Regions from separate parts of the Mus musculus genome. Here region 1 is linked to region 2. Evidence: chromatin loops called from intact Hi-C (ENCODE). Cell type or tissue: left cerebral cortex. All regions are shown on one strand.

The links. Hi-C counts contacts between places; a loop is a spot of excess contacts. Peaks named below come from ENCODE experiments on the same cell type or tissue, not always from the same donor. Only the 100,000 strongest peaks of a DNase experiment are listed, where the experiment ranks them.
Region 1: a loop joins it to region 2, with 2.5 times the contacts of the local background. A loop is called at or near these places in 4 of 42 quality-filtered maps.

What each region holds. Positions count from the first base shown.
Region 1 is chr19:28,377,979-28,382,978 of GRCm38, forward strand. The region is part of intron 4 of Glis3 (GLIS family zinc finger 3); the gene reads right to left. Among named protein-coding and RNA genes, the nearest start is that of Gm35866, 16 kb to the left of the region's middle. In left cerebral cortex, no CTCF peak of the experiment used is centred here; DNase peaks (open chromatin) are centred at 2,959, 3,630, 4,587 and 4,748; H3K27ac peaks cover 814 bases.
Region 2 is chr19:28,626,485-28,631,484 of GRCm38, forward strand. All of the region lies in intron 2 of Glis3 (GLIS family zinc finger 3), which reads right to left. Among named protein-coding and RNA genes, the nearest start is that of D930032P07Rik, 49 kb to the right of the region's middle. In left cerebral cortex, a CTCF peak has its summit at 2,232 (motif pointing left); a DNase peak (open chromatin) is centred at 2,206; H3K4me3 peaks cover 213 bases.

The DNA.
Region 1 (5,000 bases), 250 kb before region 2:
ATGTCGCAAGACTACAGATTGTTCTGCATGCAATACCCATGGTGCATATCAGGCAGCCTCTTGGGAGGGAGGAAAATGATCCCAAACAAAGGGATTATGGTAGTTAATGAGTCAGACTTTCAGGATTGGAAATTCTGTGGAGCAAATCTTTGGAATCTCCCCATAAATCTTTGAAAGCTCCCTGGTAACAGAAAGCCACAGTCCTCTCAGCAGCACAACTGCCGATCTTCCACCATCGTGTCACAATATTGCCACACACCCTCTTAGCTCCCTGGAAACATAGTTCTGAGGTAAATGTCTGCCATACAACCGCCCAGCTCTGAAGTGAACAACTGTTCAGTTGAGACTCTTCGTGAATGTTTATGTGCCCAGCCCATGTGTAAATAAGGAGGCATTCTGAAGAAAAGGCAAAGAGAAAGGGCCATTTTACTAACTCTCTACTGTATGCCAGGTCATAGAATCTGATGTATTCACAAGAATTTCCTGATTAAAATTATGAATGACTTGGGCCCCCTGTATTAGGGAGGGCATCATGCAGCCTCAAGGGAGGTTACACGTGATGCCTAGCAGTGTGAGCTGGGACCTGGGGAAGACTGAGAAATCCCAAAGCCCCTCATTCCTCCTTCTCTACTCGGAAACCACCAAAGTTTCTAACAGGCTTCTCTTGAGTTCAAGATCTTGCCTGATGCTTCATTTGGTCAAACACGTAACAAACAAGAGTTGGGCTGGATGGTGGGTATCTCAGCAAATGCTAATGAGTTGGGATAGAGTCCTTGTCCTAAAGAAGCCTAGATACAAGGAGGCAAGCATGCCAAGAACTCAATACAAAGTGATATAAAGTAAAGGAAAGTAAAATAAATGACTGCGCAATTCTGAGATGTTACCACGTAAAAGGGGTAACTCTGGAGGTAAGTGTCAGAGTATGAATAGAAACTCTGTTATCTGGCAGTGCTAAAAGAAAGCTAGCCAAACAAAACAAAACACAAAGAAACAAAGAAACAAAAACAACAAAAATAACACCTAAGAATCACCAAGGTCTAAGGGCTGGAAAGCAAGACCATAGGAGAAAGCTGCAAGAAAGCCCCGTAAGCCATGGTGAAGAGCTACAGGGACAGAGGTCTGCACTGGGCTGCAGGCGGCTCTAGCTGAGCCTTGGATCCTACTCTGTATTAATGAACCTCTGTGTTGTGAGCCAGCAAAGGGTAAGTAAGGCCTGTACTGTGCTCTGAATAGATGTGACATTCTCACATTCTTATACTGATTGGTAGAGTTTCAGTGACCTTCAGAAGTTTATGGGGTCAGCAGAGTTTTGCTGTCATGATTGGAAGCAACACCCTCCTAACAGGGGTCTCCATGAAGAACAGGAAGAAGGCACTGAACAGCAGCATCCCTCTCATGCTGGCTTGGTCTTGATATCCCCAATCTTTAGCATGAGAAATACATAGGTTTCTGTGGTTTAGGAGCCAGTCAGTCTAGTATATTTTGTTACTGCAGCTTACAAGTAGTAAAACAGCTATAAAACTAAAATCAGACTACAGAGACCCTCTGAAGAAAACGTTATCCATGGGCTTCCTGTGATACAATGAACAACTCCATTCCAAACCACACATTTGTCTATGGCTTCACAACTGTGTTTTCAGGTCCTGTGATTTGAAATGTTTTAACTTATTACAGATACAATTATAAATTTCAATGTGTGTATCAGTCTGAACACATGAGAAAAATCCCTCATAGTCCCTGTTTGGCCCTCCAAAAACATAAGTTGGTAACCAGTAATCTACACTGTATATTCTACCATCTTTAGTAGTTTACTAGTTCTTTTAACTTGGCCATTGAGACACAATAGTGTTTGCAATCATACAAATCTATTTTACTTATGACTCCAACAGGCAAGAACATTGGGATTTACCAAACAGAAGCCATGGAATAGCTGCTTTCCCTAAAAAAAAAAGAACAAAAGTGTTTTGACTTCATAGGGTAAAAACATGTGAATGTAAGATCACCTGCTGCATTAGACCCCACCGGGGGTCTTCCGGTGATCCTCTGCATTTTAGGGGGTGCTATGTTCAGATTAAAAAACTTTTCTGCATAGTGTGCCAACAAGTCTGACATGACTAGTCTCTCTTCCTCACGCAGACCTTGTGGGAATTGAAATAAGAACCACTAGGACAGTGGTTCTCAACCTGTGGGTTGTGACCCCTTTGAGAGTCACTTGTCAGAAAACCTGCATATCAGATATTTACATTATGATTCCTAGTGGTAGCAGAATTACAGTTATGAAGTAGTAATGAAATAATGTTATGGTGGGGGGGGTTACCACCCCATGAGGAACTGTATTAAAGGGTCACAGCATCGGAGAGGCTGAGAAGCACTGCCTAGAAAGCCACATGAAGGGAAGATGATGTGGAAATCAGTAATACTGAGCATATATGATATGACTACATCTATCCACAAGACTAAGAAGGTAGCAGAGGGCAGATCCTTCCTTCAACTGTCCTCGGAGGATGCTTGCACTGCTGACACCCACACACTAGAAATAGCCTTTGTGCGGCAGGCGTTGGCTTATTGCATGTGACTTGCAGTGATGCTGACACTCAGCCCACGATAAAGTCATGAAAGCACTGTGTTTTGGTGGGTTAGCGGCTGATAATCATTTATTTACCACGCACTCTAATGATCTGCACTCGGCTGTAGGATTTACCACCCTGGGATGATGAGGGAAAACTAGCCCTTGGTGTGCCAATGAAACCTGCCAAGAGTGAGCTGAGCGCTTGTCCACTGGAGCCTCTCAGAACTGTCATTTTGTTCTTTGTCCAAGTTTTTCATAGGAACATAGTTTGAAAGATCCAGTTGTTTCTTTCAGTGTCCCGATGTCCCGCCAAACCAAATTCAATTGATTGAAATATAGCCTGCTGATGCTTTTGTAGGGCTGAAGAAGCGATGGCAACCTTCCACCTCTTTGCTGCATGGTGTAATTGGCCTGCCATAGAGAATTGGGAAATTCTAACACATTCCCCATTTGGCCGAGCTCACCAATTATTCCCCAGTTGCTATCAGAGCCGCAGACTTTCCTTTTTGGGGGTCATTAAGCTTGTCAAAACTAATTTGTCACCACAACTGCTGACCCTCATTGCTCTGACAGCAGTACAAGGATCACCCTAAATAGACTCTTGCATTTCAAGAAAGTAAATGGCTCGTCAGGACCTGCTCTGCTCTTGCTGTGGAGCTGATAGTGGCCTTCTGCCCTCAGAAGACGTGGAAACAGTATCCCTTAAGTGACGAGGGTCACAAAGCCCATGTACCAATCATTCCGCTGTTACAGAAGAAATAAACATGTAAAACGAATAAACGCCTGGAATACAGGACTGAACCTGATATGTGACAAAAATATGCTGTTCTCCAACTATGACAAACTCTGAATATATTACACCATCTCTCCATGCAACCACCCAATGGAAGTCAGGTGGAATTAAACATGCCATAAATCATGAGTCCTTAATAAGCCAGTCAGAATAACATTCTTTGAAAGTTTCTTGATTGTAAATGCAAAAATATTCCAAAGTTAAGGTTGCCAACATTCAAAAGGAAGGAGGAAAGTCGCTCCGAGGAACCAGCATCCCACTCCGAAACCGCACTTTGGGCGCTCACTCATGCTGAGAAGACTGCCCAACCATTTGCTCGAGTTGGCAGTTTTAGGCAGCCTGCGCACAAGTCTCTGCACAGGCAGACAAAGCAGGGTCGGGGATTACGACCCCTATCTACAAGGAGCTCTTTGGTGACTGCCATTCCCAGATGACAAAAAGTTCCATTAAGTCCTTCAAGGCCCAGGGTTCCATTTAGGATATATGAACTAAGGAAACTTACCCCAATAAAAAGAGATGAATTATAATCCCAAGGCCACTTCACATAAACACGGAAGAAAGCAGCACCACTCAAAGCGTGTTCAGTTTTTTATTCCAAAACATATTAGAAGCCAAGGCTAAAGTAATGGGCACCAACTCTCCTCTTGGTGACACGGCAGATTCAATACAACGGTCACTTTTGTAAAGAAGGGGAGTCTGCCCTCATGCTTCACTGGACTCTCCCCCAAGCATTCTTAATTTTCTTTCCTGTTAAAAGGGTTACCAGTTCTCTAATGGAAATTAACACTGTTGGTGAGTAATTGGCCACAGGGTCTGGGCTGCTTGAGAAAGACCCAGGCTTTAGCTGTTTACTCCCATTTATACAAACAAATCTGTAAGCTGACAGTTGGCCACTGATGTCATGCCTCTGAGCGGTTCTGTGCTTGCTTCTTGCTTCTCTCCTGAGAGGAGAACACAGGACAGCTGGGGAGCAGCACAGGGGGGGGGGGGGGGGGAGACTAGGAAGGTGGGGGAGGGGCGAGGCGGCATGCCTTTGGAGTCACAGATGCAGCTGAATTCTAATGATGTCACTTCATTTTCTCTCAGGCAATGGCGACCCCACCTCCCAAGCCATGCACTTTCAATGAGGAGTAAAGCTAAAATCTTGGCAAGGCGCAGAGAGTAGCAACGTCCTGAACCGGCAGCCAAGATCTGGATGTGAATTTTAAGTTGTTTTCTCCCCCACATGTCCAACGAGATCTGTTATAATTTCAGAAAGGGGAAAAATAGATTTATTGATGGCTAAAAAGCCACATTTCAGAGTTGCCAGTGCTAATCAATAACTGGAATTTGACAAAAGACCGTGTTCCACTCAATAATGAAAAGGACACACATATAAAGGCAAGTATAATTACGTGGTATAAATAAGGGAGAAGTTGCCAGAGACTGCATGCTGCCAAGTGCCTCAAATATGCATGTTCTTTGAAAGACTTATTTTTGTGTCTATGGAGGATGAATAAACCTCACAAGGGAAAAAAAAAAAGGCTCTTCCCAAACCTTTGCTCATTTCTGGAACTGCACTCTTTCTACAGGTTCTGCGACGTCTGACTGGGTTTTCCATTCATTTGACATGTCCGCACGTCCGTCCTTATAGAGCTC
Region 2 (5,000 bases):
CTTCCACCTTCTATTAGTTAATTAGGTAATTAGGTAATCCTTACTAGGGTGGGTTTCCTTCCTCAGTTCCAGAAATGCACGGCTGAATCAACCAGGTCATGTTATGCTACAAAAGTTTTGAAAAGTTAAATCTAAAATGATAACCTTGAACGAAAAATTAGAAGAACTACTCAGGGTATCAAGACTGTTGCTGTGATAAAATACCCAACGCAAGACCATTTACAGGAGGAAAGGCTTATTCAGGCTTTGTGCCAGATAAGCCCATCACTGGGAGAAGCATAGACGCAAGCAGGCATGACAGACAGAACAGTAAGCTAAATGATCTCATTCTCCATCACAAGCAGAAGGAATTGGATCTACAGTGAGGTCGTAAAACTCTTAAAGCCTGACCACAGAGAGGGTCTTCCTTCAGCAAGGTCACACCTCCCAAACCTCTCCACACAGAAAAACTTAAGCCTGTGAGGGGTATTTCTCATTCACACCGCAAGCGCCACAACTCCAGGATTCCATGGCCTGTAATAAGTGCCGCTGCACCACTACCGTAACACAATGTATAATGTGAGACAAGGCCAGATGTGTTGCCCAATGCTGGTAAGCCTCGACCTTGGGATGCTAAAGCAGGAGAGGTCTCATGAGTGCAAGGCTGGCTTTGGCTACACAGTGAGCTCAAAGCTAAAGTGATGCATAAGCCCAATGACCTGAGTTCAGATCCAAAGACCCCATGGGAAAGCTGGCTGCAGTAGTATGAATATATGACATCTCGGTGTCATGACAGAGATGTCACTGGAGGTCTGCAGACCATCTATGCTCGGCTAAGAAGCAGTAACCACCAGAGAAACTCTCTCAAACAAAGTCGAAGATGAGGACCAACACTCAAGGTTGTCCTCTGATCACTACTCGGGCGTGCCCTTGAGCACGCATACACACTCAGATGCTCACAATTCAGTACACAGCTGTGGTGTTTGGTTCTGTTCCTGAGATTCTGACCACCGACTAAATAATTAGCTTGATACTTGAAGGAGTCACTAAATCTAAGAGCCAGGTACTTGGCACACAAAGAAAGAATCAGAGGTTTTAGCACAATGCTACACAGCAGAGATACCTGGGACTCTTGTAGGATCAAAGGCCCCGTGAAGACAGAAATCCACAGGAAAAATCACAAGACCAACTCAAGGCGTGACACCGGGTGAAAGCCAAGGAGGTGTGTACGAATTGCCTTCGGGAGGGAACAAGCAAGAGAAGCTGTGCTGATCCAGTTCAAATCAAAAGCAGTAGAGCTCTGCTCACTGTTTCCAACATCTGCATGATCCTGGGGATGGATACAGAGTCACGTCACATCAGATGTTTGCACATGAATCTATCTGCCACCTCACCATCCCTAAGGCTCTGTGTGTGTGTGTGTGTGTGTGTGTTTGACCCAGGAGAGCTTGTTGACAACATGTTATAGATTTTTTGGTTTTTGTTTTTTGTTTCTTAATTCTGAAGCTGAAGAATTATTCTCCCCATACTGATAAAGAACAAAACGGAGAACAGCCAGGACAATCGCCTACTTATGCAGTAATCAAAGCCTTGTATTGCGAGGCACAGAAATGAAGGCGAATTCTGAAAGGCAAATTAGAAATTGGTGGAGGGAATTTCCAGGTGGCAACGAGAAGAAAGGGAAAGGATTGCTCTCTGCGGCTAATGATTCTATCTGAAGAGCTGTGTTTTAAATGTTCATGGAGGTCTAGGCCCACGCAACAGGGAGCACAAGGGAGAACGGGTTAGCACAGAGACCAAGTTGAAAACCAGTGAATGCCAGTTAGACAGGCTAAGTCCTAAGAATACACAGCGCCCCATGCAACGGTCAATCCATGGACGCGTCACAAGATGAAATTTCCCACAAAATCATCTCTAAGAGATATGCCTGAAAAGATACACTTCATGTACATGCTAGCTGTACTGACCGTCACTGAATATGTGTGTGCTAACTAAATGTCTTAGCTCACTAAGTGACTGCTACAAACACAGGCTGGGGTGAGAAGAGCGAAGCAGCTTCGAGCCACAGGTATCTTCCTACAAAGCGTTTCTTAATCTGCTCTGGATGTATGCATACAGGTGCCAGCCCCCAGGCTTACGGCTAAGCACATCTTCGCTCTTAATAATCTGTGAATACAAAGATAGGAAATGAAAAATGATCGTGCTTTCTATCTCGACACAGCCCCAATACAGAAATTACTGGTGCCACCTATTGTTGAAAACACAGAACTGAAGGGCTAACTACCATCCTGAAACTGCAGTTACCTTCCTCAACAGGAAGGCTCAAACTCTGCCTGCTGGGAGAACCAACCAACAGCCAACTGTGCTCAGATAGAAAACAAGCATAGCATGTCACGAAGCCTGTCCACTTTTGCATAATGATTTGTTCATAACTATAACCTAGCAATAATTAACTTCTTTACTGAAGTGGAAAAAAAAAAAAAACACGAGGCAGCTTTGCATGGACTGGTGGCGAATGAGTTATGAAATCAATTGTTGGGTGCAAAATGGTGTTGTGGGTGGTGTGTGCTAATGCACTGCTGTCTATGAACAAAGGGAAGATACTCATGTCTCTATAGAAGTTCTCAGAGAAAGCATGCAAGAAGCCAAGAAAGGAGGATTATGGGTTCAAGACTAGCCTGGGCTACTCGGTAAGCATTCTAACCTCAGAAAGAGAGCAAAAGGCAGAGGGAGGAAGGGAGGGAGGGAGGGAGGGAGGACGAAGCTTGGGAGAGAGCTCGATCCATGGTAAAGCACACACACCAGAGGGCCTGGCTTCTATCTACAGAACCCAGATAAAAATGCCCAGAGAGTAACCTATGTTCGTAGTTCCAGTGCTGGAGAGACAGAGACAGGAGGACCCCCTGGGACTTGATGCTGGACCAATTTGGCCAGCTGGTGACCTACAGACCAATGAGGGACTCTGTTTCAAAGGAGGTAGTCACTGGAGGTTGCTCTCAGTTCGAACTTACTTAAACACACATGGTTGAGTGCATACATGTGAACGAACACACACGCAAGAAATTACTCAAAAAAAAAAACAAAAAACAAAAAACAAAACCCATCAACTATAGTATAGTCATCACCAGTGACAAAGGCTCAACCATTGGAGAAAACTACAAGACTCAATTCACTCAACTCCCTTTCTCTCCATACAGAAATGTTACAACACATCCATATTTCTGGACTAAAGTGGGAGTGGGTGGGAGGGTATGGGGGACTTTTGGAATAGCATTGGAAATGTAAATGAGGAAAATACCTAATAAAAGTATAAATAAATAAATAATAAAATTAATTTAAAATTAGTACTATCTTTACTATAACAGCTGATTTGAAGGTACTATATCTGAAAGAAAGGAAAGGAAAGGAAAGGAAAGGAAAGGAAAGGAAAGGAAAGGAAAGGAAAGGAAAGGAAAGGAAAGGAAAGGAAAGGAAAAAGAAAAGAAAGTAAGTCAACAGCTCTAATGCTGCCTAATTATCAAGACCAAAAGACAAAGGGTTGGGCAAGGAACACAGCTTGTCTGGAAGGGCAGGCAGGAAGGTGGTGTGGGTCATCACCTGACTGGAAAGGAGGCCTGGAAGCTTCCAGAGCGCATGCTACCCCTAGCCTAATGTGTACTCAAGGTACATTTCGAAGTGCCCTGAAGCATATATATTCTCTTCAGATTTATTAAGATATGAAAAAAGATAAAAACATTTCCATATTAACATTTGCTTTTCTAAAAGCTTTCATAGAAAGTTTTTATTACAATATTATTTCTGATTTTAAAAGAATAAGGAAGAAGGAAAGGCTCTAACAACTGATGAAGCTTTTCAGCTATTTCAATAACAACATACATGAGAGCTGAGAAGGAGTTTATACTTGAGTACACATCATATCAAATGTCACGTCTCTTGAATATTGGTTCATGAGAATAATTTCTGTAAACTTACTTATTTCTTAATATCATTCTCCTTAACTTAAGATAATACTGACATTTACACTGAAGGTGGAGCTTTGAAATTTATTCTGAATACTGCCCAATCAAGGTAACAGCAGGAAGAAAATAAATCCCTTAATTTCTGAAGCAGTCCTGCAAGAGAAAGAAGAAAGGACAGGCATACCACAGCCTCTCAGAGTTCCTGAGGAAGGGAGCAAGTGGGGTGGGCAGGCCAAGTAAGCCAACCTCAAGGGACAGCTGCTCAGGCCCGACCCAGTAGTTTACATCTAAATGTTTAATTTTACAAACAAAACCAATCAAGTTTTGTTAGTCTCCAGAAGAGACAAACTCTAACTGATTAATGATTAGGAAAGGAGTAGGAGGAAGTAAGAAGGGTGTGGGCAGGAGGGAGGGGAAGAGTGGGAATGGAGAAGAGGAGGGGGAGGTGCAAAAGGGGAGGGGGAAAGGGAGGGAACACAAATGGAGCTGAGGAGACTAACTCACAACAGAAGCAAACAAAAGCAATAAACATACTGGGACTTCTAAGAGAGACAAAAATCCAAACTGCATCATGATAAGCAGTTTATCTTGCTACTTAATGCCTAGGACTAATTCCCACCAGACAGCAGAAGTTGTAGGAAATGAAGGAGGCTGGGGGGCTCCAGGAATCAGTAGCTCTGACCCTAAAAATTCAGCCATGTTGCCGGCCTGCTCTGAGAATACACCATAGTCCTCCAATCAGCAGCCCAGAGCACAGAAATAAATGTTAAACTCTGTTACAATACTTAATTATCTGCTGGGCCTAGGGAGGCAGGGGAAAGCAACTGTAAAACCAGAAAAGTATTAGTCAGTGAAGAAAAATAAAAGGACAAAACAAAACAAGTAAAAACCCCTCACATTCCAAAGGAGCCCACAAACTAGACTTCCAAAACACAAAAGAATCTACGTCTAAGAGAACCAAATCGACCCAACCGTCAAGTTGTGAATTCAGACCAAGTGAAATTAACGTGTTAGAATAATCAGACAAGACTCTAAGTACACTTACAATGAGCCATGAGTTGA